Linked DNA regions of Mus musculus: region 1 is linked to region 2. A link is a contact called in ENCODE Hi-C or POLR2A ChIA-PET data. All regions are on one chromosome and are shown on one strand. Each heading gives the region's core, a stretch centred on a gene start or an enhancer-like site at or near the end of the contact. The rest is flanking DNA. Distances are from core to core; before and after follow the strand shown.

Region 1 (3,652 bases), core at 252-2,751, 370 kb before region 2:
AGGTAGGTGGTGGTAGCAGTTATATCGGCCAGAGGAATATTTGGCTAAACATAACATTGAAACCCCCCTCTCCCTAGCCCAGGCCCCCTCTTGACTCGGTGAAGGCGATCCTGATGCGGCTGAGATCCATCCAGCCTGGCCAGGCAGCCGCCGCGCCTCCCCTCCCCCGCTGGACTGTGAGCCCATTTTCGCTCGGCTGGTCTCTGCGCCGCCGGATGGATGGCGCCCCACCCCCCCTCTCCTCTGCTCAGTCATTCAGACTTGGAAAGTCAATAACACGCTGACATCATCAGGGGTTTGTGTATTATTACACGGCTACTTTCCAGAATACCTGGCATTATCTAAGAGAGGAGCACTCGATTGCACCAGCAAGGCCCCGAGCGGAGTCTGCAGCCCCGGGGAGGCGCGGCTGCTGCGGCCAGGCCCTTTTTTTCCACAGGGAGTACCTCCAGGGCACCAATTAGGAACAGATGGTGGCTTCTGCTCTAAAAGCAGATGCACTTTAGATATCGATACAGATTCATTTTGGCTTGGGGGATGTACTCAGAAGTCACCCTCAAGTGACCTCCATTTCTTCTGAAAACACACGTGCCCTGACTTTTGGTCCTTAAAGAGCATTTTCAATGATTCTCACACAGGCAAAAAAAAGAAAGGCATGTGCTCTAACCAGAAGCCAAAGCCTGCCTCTTGATGCTTAGGAGTGGGGGTTGGGAGGCGGGTGTTATGCAATCACCATTGCGGGTGATTAGGGCTTTGCTTTGCCTCCAAGGCTGTTTGGTGGTTGAGTTTCTCTTTAAGCTTACTGCAGGGCAAACGCACAGAAAAACATGGCCCAGATTTATGGTGCAAAACTGCTCTCCGAGTAAATTGCCTTAGCATTCTGTTTCGGTTCTGGAGCAGAGAAGAGTAGATGGATTTGGGGTTAATTAAGATCTCTTTATCATAAGTTCCGGGGGTTACTTTGCCTAGAGTGAGGGGTTTATTTATTTATTTAGGTTTCTTTCTTTCTTTTTAAAAGTTTATTCGTTTAAGTAGTTTACTTCTCTCCCCCTTGCTGTGAAGGGTACATGAAAGGAGCTTTGATACTAATTAATTGTATAGATGGCTGCCACTTTGTTTTAGAGAACACATTCACATATTAAAGACAATACATCCAATAACTCACGCAACATGGTGCCTTTTCTGAATAGCCAAACAGGCTATTTATTTACAGACACAGGACTGGTCTCCTTTAAGTTCTCTTCAGTATTTTTAATTGGAAAAAAAATAATGGCAGCCAGCCCTAATTTGGAGAATGACAAGGGGAAGGGCTGGCCCTCCTTCGCCTGATCTCACCCCCCCCCCCCCGCCCCCCCTTGCTCCCGGCAGGGAGCTGCCTGATCTAAAGTCCTTAAGTTTCCCCTGGAGGAAGCAGAGCAGACAGCCTCTCACTAGTAAGGGTTTCTCTTCCTGCAGCCAGTCCTTTCAGAACCTTAGGGCAACTTCCCCCTAAATGCTTTGACAGAGAGCAATCTGAAGCTGCCATTTCTCAAATCCAGCCACAGCTGGGATGCACAAAGCTAGGAGTCAGGGCAAAAAAATCTCCAAGATGGCCCCCTGATAGCCCTCCCTAGAAGTGTCTGAAATGGTGAGACGTGCAGAAAAGTGGAACTTATGGGGTCAGGAAGAAAATGAACCCTCATTTTGGGGCCTAGTTGAAACCTCTAGCCAGCCGAAAGCAAGATTTTTTTTCTTTTTAAAGTTAAAATTTGCTGTGAAAGTTGCTGTCATACAAACAATATTCCTGTGTATGTGTCTGAAGGCCCAACATGTGAAGGTCACAGGGCAACCTCAAGTGTCCTTCTTCACCAGGTGATCCCCAGTTTTTGCTTGAGATGGGGGTTTCTCAGGTTTTTTGTTGTTTTTGTGTATGGGTGTTTCTATGTATGTATGTATGTATGTATGTATGTATGTATGTATGTATGTATGTGCAAGGGTCTATTGTGGTCAGGAGAAGATGTTTGATCGACTGAAGCTGGAGTTTTCAGTGGTTGAAAGCTCCCAGATATAGGTACTAGGGACTCATCTCTGGTCTTCAGCAAATGCAGCAAAGGCACTTGCGTCCTACCTCTAGCTTCTGGTCTGCTCCCTGAAGTAGGCCAGGTTAGATGGCCAGAGGGTCCGCCCACCTGCCTGCTCCTACCTCCCATTTTGCCATCCTGCAGGTTTCATGGTAATGCCTGACTTTCTGTGTAGGTTCTAGGGAATCAAGCTCAGGTCCTCACACTTGTGAGGCAAGTGCTATACTGACCGAGCCCTCTCCCCACCCCAAAGATTCTTTTCACATAGAAATACTTTGCCAAATTAGCAATGAATCATGCTTAAGTCCTAAGCTTACATTATCTTGAGGATGGCTTGATTTTTCTCTACAGAATATTGTTTGGAACGCTTACAAACAAGACTGTTAAAGCTGGTGAGACAGCTCAGTGGGTAGCGACGTGGGGGTGGGGCTTTGCAAGCCTGGAGATCTGAGTTCCATCCCCAGAACCCATGTGGAAGGAGAGAACCAACTCCGGACTTCTTCTTTTACCTATACATGCACAGCCTGGGATGTGAACCTTTATACATATATCGTGGAGATATATGATAATACATTTCTAGAAGTAAAAGATGTTAATTTGGTTTGCAGTGGAAATATCCTTTCTTCTAATATCCCAGTAACTCAGGGTTTATGTTAATCTTATCCATTGTAATCCTGTCATAAGGTGCCCAGGAACCATTCTGGGATCTCATCTAAATTCCTTGAAATAAATAAGATTTATTTAAATCATGCAACCATTTATATATATGTGTGTGTGTGTATATATACATATATATATATATACATACATATATGTGTGTATATATGTGTGTGTACATACATATATATATACATACATACATATATGTGATATATGCACACACATACACACACACACACAATGACATATATATCATATATATGACTATTCTAAGGCAATAATGTAGGCTCTTCTTCGAGGAGCCCATATCCATAAGCAAGCTCTGTTGTATCTTATTCCCCCAACCCCGAAGTGCTTGTCTTTTCTGTTGTTAAAGAATATCCAACTCCATTTCCTATTGGCCCCTCTTGAAATTTTTTTCTGCACGATCTAGTTTTACCTAAGTCTGACTCTCTGAAAGAGTAGGTTAGAACGGAGTCTCCTTTGACTCTGGACAGTGTAGACAGTACATGTATTTCCCCTTTACCTAGCCTTGGACTACTTATTTAGGGGTTTCCCACAGCTTAACAACGAGAAGTTCTGACCTTGTGCCAGGCCTCTTTGGTTTTTCAGGGTGGAGAGTCTCTTAAACCAGGTATGTCTAAACAAAGTCTATGCTAAAGAACCACACAACCAAAAATATAAGTAATCAAATGTAGTCTCCCCTCCCCCAGCCTGAAACCTGCTTGCTCAGGGGTGGAGCTTCCTGCTCATTTGTTCTGTCACGCCCACTGCTGGACCATGCCGCTTTGCTGTTGGTGCCACCACGTGTTCACCCTACTACTGGACCCCGAGATTATTCGGCGGGAATCGGGTCCCCTCCCCCTTCCTTCATAATTGAGTGTTGCAACAGTAACAACTGAGCTTTGATCAGAATGACTGTCTTAGCTACA
Region 2 (3,542 bases), core at 581-3,080:
GGAGCTGTTGGCAGTTAAGAACTCTGAGGGGGAGAGGAGCCATTTTCTCCAGTGCTGCAGCCACTGGTTAGATGGCTGTGCTCCAGTAAATAACATCCCATCCATACTCTTGCATAAAAATCCTGATTATACTCAGTGGATCACACACAAAAACGATGATACCTGGAGTGAATCTGATCAAATTATACTATATGCATCAGACAATCCTTAAAGGAAACCAGTGTCATTCACCTGGTTGACCTGATTCAATGCTCTTTCTCACCAGCACCTGCTTTGCTGATGACACCAGGACCCTTTCTAGGTCCTCACCACCCCACCCCACCCCTGCTGTCCTGTGTGGCTACTTGCACCCTCACAGAGTGAAACTAGGAGGTGGTTCTTTGTGAATCACTTTTCTGTGTCCTCCAGTCTGTCCTGTGGTGAGTTTCCTTGCTGGGTGTGACCTACTGACCTACTGCTTGCAGATCACTTTCCTTGAACACTCCAGGGTGTCCTGAATGAATGGGGCCCTGGGTTAGAACAAGCTGAGATGACCAGTTGTCTCACAGAGACGGTTCTGGAATTCATGGCTTATTTTCTGAAAGATAAGAAAGAACAAGTGTCTGGCTGAAGTTTCATTGTGCTGTGTGGAGATGGAGTGTCATCTGATTGCCCACTGAAGTCCAGTGTTAGTGAGAAGCATCAGACTACTCAAGGAGATGGGGGATGCTGAAGACTGCAGAAGGAAAGGACCAGTAGGAATTGGGTTGTGGAGAGCAGTCTGGGCTCTGGGGGACATGCCTGTAATAGAGCTCCACCCCTGACCTCCACATCACAGAAGCCTTTGAGTAAGGCTTTAAGTTTGCATCTGAAAATCTTTAGCTCAGTTCTTAGCTTTCTTTATCTCTTTCGAGAAATAAATTTTCTAGACCTCTGTCCTCTCATTTGTAACCAAATATATTGGGCCAAAATGCTCTTAATTCTAAAGTTCTGTGGTATGTAAGTTTTTTGAAAAGTCCATAAAAGTGACTCATTAGCTAATATAGAACTGAATTGTGTGGCCACAAAGAAAATCTTTTTGTTTGTGTTTTTGAGACAGGATTCCAGTATGGACCCCTAGCTGGGATTCACTATGTAGATCTCAAGTGAGCTGCCACTTTCCTGCCTTCTGCCTCCCACGCTCTAGGATACACAGGCATGATCACTCATGCCTGGGCAAAAATAGATTTTAAACTCTCTCTCTCTCTCTCTCTCTCTCTCTCTCTCTCTCTCTCTCTCTCTCTCTCTCTCTCTCCAAAGATAAAAACAAACCAAAAGCACAGAGTGGATTTAGACACATCCTTCCTACTCAGGCGTGTTGAGGCTGTAGCTCTGGGCACAGAGGAGTGAATAGGTCAGGGCATTTCCCTGAAGCGTGGACAGACAATCTTCCACTGCTCCCTCCCTCCATCTCCATGTTCCTTGTCAGGATCTAAAAGTCAGACTGGGAGCTCACCTTTCAGGGCTGCTTCCTACACCCAAATACTCCCTAAAACCAAGAGCCTTTCCACCCTCAGCCTTGTCAAATCTTTGGCCAATTAATTAGTCCCTAACCCATTAGACCCGAACCTCACATGATGCTTTCTTCAGACAGAGTCAGGGTTCTAAAAAACTGCCCAAGCTTGAGTCTTCCTTGTATCTCTTAGTCCCCTTTCCTTAAGGATGAGGCTGCCACTGCCCCACTGTTCTGGAAGCTCATAGTATTGGCTGCTCAATTCTTTGGAAACCCAGCACAGCTTCCCCTCCCCCCAGCTGCCTTGGCAACAAAGATGAAAAAGGTTCTCAGAACAGTCCACAGCCAAGAAGGGCTCTCTGGGAGACGCTCTTCTGACAGAACCAGGCTGTTAAGACAGAGTCTATTTTCTTCATGCTTAAAATACATTGCTGTGTGTGTGAGCTGCCTCCGGGTTTGGGTGACAAGTTCTCCTATTTTTGTCACATTGCCCTGGTTTCACTGCTCTCCCACCACCCAGTGTCCTGAGAAGTCCTTCTGAGTGACAAAATGTCCCCTTTAATAAATCAAACCGTCCATGTGGGGATCACACCACTTGAAATAAGACCCTGTGGAATGTGGGCAAGCCAAGCTGTTGCTGGCACTGCAGCAGCCCCTGAGCTGGAATCTCCAGCACACATGCTTTGATTTAATTGGCCTAATGAGTCTGGGCTGGATGTGACCACATGATCAATCAGGTTCTAGTTATGAGATGTTGAAAAATGGGATTACAGTAGAGAAAAGGCTTTTGGCAAATTGACTACAGCCAGGAAGCTGAGAAGGCTTGATTTAACAATCGAATCGTTTTCCCTTTATTTTTGTCCCATCCCTTGCATGCTGATAAATCACAACAAAACTGAGGTGGGTGCCTTACTTGTATGTATTATTCATCTTGCAAGTCCCTGCTCTGTTTTGATCTAAAAATGCTTTTGTTTTTCAAACGCAATAGGTTTTGTCTTGTGTGACACTAAAAACAAAACAAAACAAAACAAAACAACAACCTCCCCACCCCAAAAAAAAAAAAAAAACCAATGAAGGTTTGCTGTCTAGAACAATGAAATGCCCTTATTAGAATCTTGTTGTCCTTGTAATAGACTGGGGAAGGGAGATAAGTGTATTTTGTATAGACGTGTACATATATGAAATCATTAGTTTGAACACTTACCTGCAAGTTTAGTTACTTATCAACCCCAGTCATTTCATTACTGTTTATATAATGAGGCCCTTGATGGGCTAGCAAGATTCTGGCATGTGGGTCCCCTCCCCCCATGTTTTTCTGTGCTTGCTCAAGGGAGGAAGGCCTTGAGTCATTTCAGGACAGAGGCTCCTTGAGCAGACATTGTTCCACTGTGGGAAATTAAGGGAACTTGGCAAGCATGGTTGGTTTTCTTCTTGACTCGTTAGGCCTGAGGGAAACACAGGTATCAGTGGCATACGGCATTCTGCTAGTCATCTCTAAAAATCTCTACAGAGAATTTTTACTTGTTATTTAACTGATCTTTGGTCAAACTTGTAAGATTGAAACAAATTTACTCAACTTTGGGAACTGGTTAACTTCTTACTGTTTAAATACATAAAGTTTTTTCCTTCATTTCCTTTGTAATGTGGGTGAGAGGTTTTATTTTATTTTAGTTCTTGCCCTGGAGCTTCCTTTCAACATTAGTGGGAATAGAGAATCTTAAATTTCTAGAATATTCTGAGCAAAGGCACTCTACTGCCGAAAGGACATTTTCATATGCCACACTACACTGTTTTTGTACATCTTGGCCCAGGGAAGTTCTTAATCACTCTGCTGTCAAGGAGCATATGGTTTGGATCTAGGCTCCACCCCTCATTAGCAGGTTTTCATGAATGAGATGGTAACCAAAGACCACTGCATAAGTCATGATGCAATGTGTCTGGCAGAGCTGAAGGTGTCCTAAAGAGATACCCATGTCTCTCTATGACTATCAAACCACTGGAACAGGAACCCTAAGAAATGGGAATTTCCCCACAGTAGGAGAACAAAACATGCCAGCCGGACTGGAAACTT

What was found. Hi-C counts contacts between places; a loop is a spot of excess contacts on that map. ChIA-PET counts read pairs that join two places held with the same protein, here RNA polymerase II (POLR2A).
Region 1: a map of heart shows a loop between it and region 2 (2.5-fold over the local background). The contact joins two enhancer-like sites. A Hi-C loop is called at or near these places in 13 of 37 maps with a recorded cell type or tissue (Patski, T-helper 2 cell, gastrocnemius and 2 more). POLR2A ChIA-PET finds 5 or more read pairs at or near these places in 1 of 5 experiments (Patski).

The regions. Positions count from the first base shown.
Region 1 is chr3:21,932,725-21,936,376 of GRCm38, reverse strand. The region is part of intron 3 of Gm31813 (a long non-coding RNA gene); the gene reads left to right. Among named protein-coding and RNA genes, the nearest start is that of Gm31813, 30 kb to the left of the region's middle. Within about 2 kb of position 1,501, at least 1 of the 3 ENCODE cell types and tissues checked has a DNase peak (open chromatin) inside an H3K27ac peak, as active enhancers do; it is heart, where a contact is called at or near this core.
Region 2 is chr3:21,562,904-21,566,445 of GRCm38, reverse strand. No RefSeq gene overlaps it. Among named protein-coding and RNA genes, the nearest start is that of Gm31610, 75 kb to the right of the region's middle. Within about 2 kb of position 1,830, at least 1 of the 3 ENCODE cell types and tissues checked has a DNase peak (open chromatin) inside an H3K27ac peak, as active enhancers do; it is heart, where a contact is called at or near this core.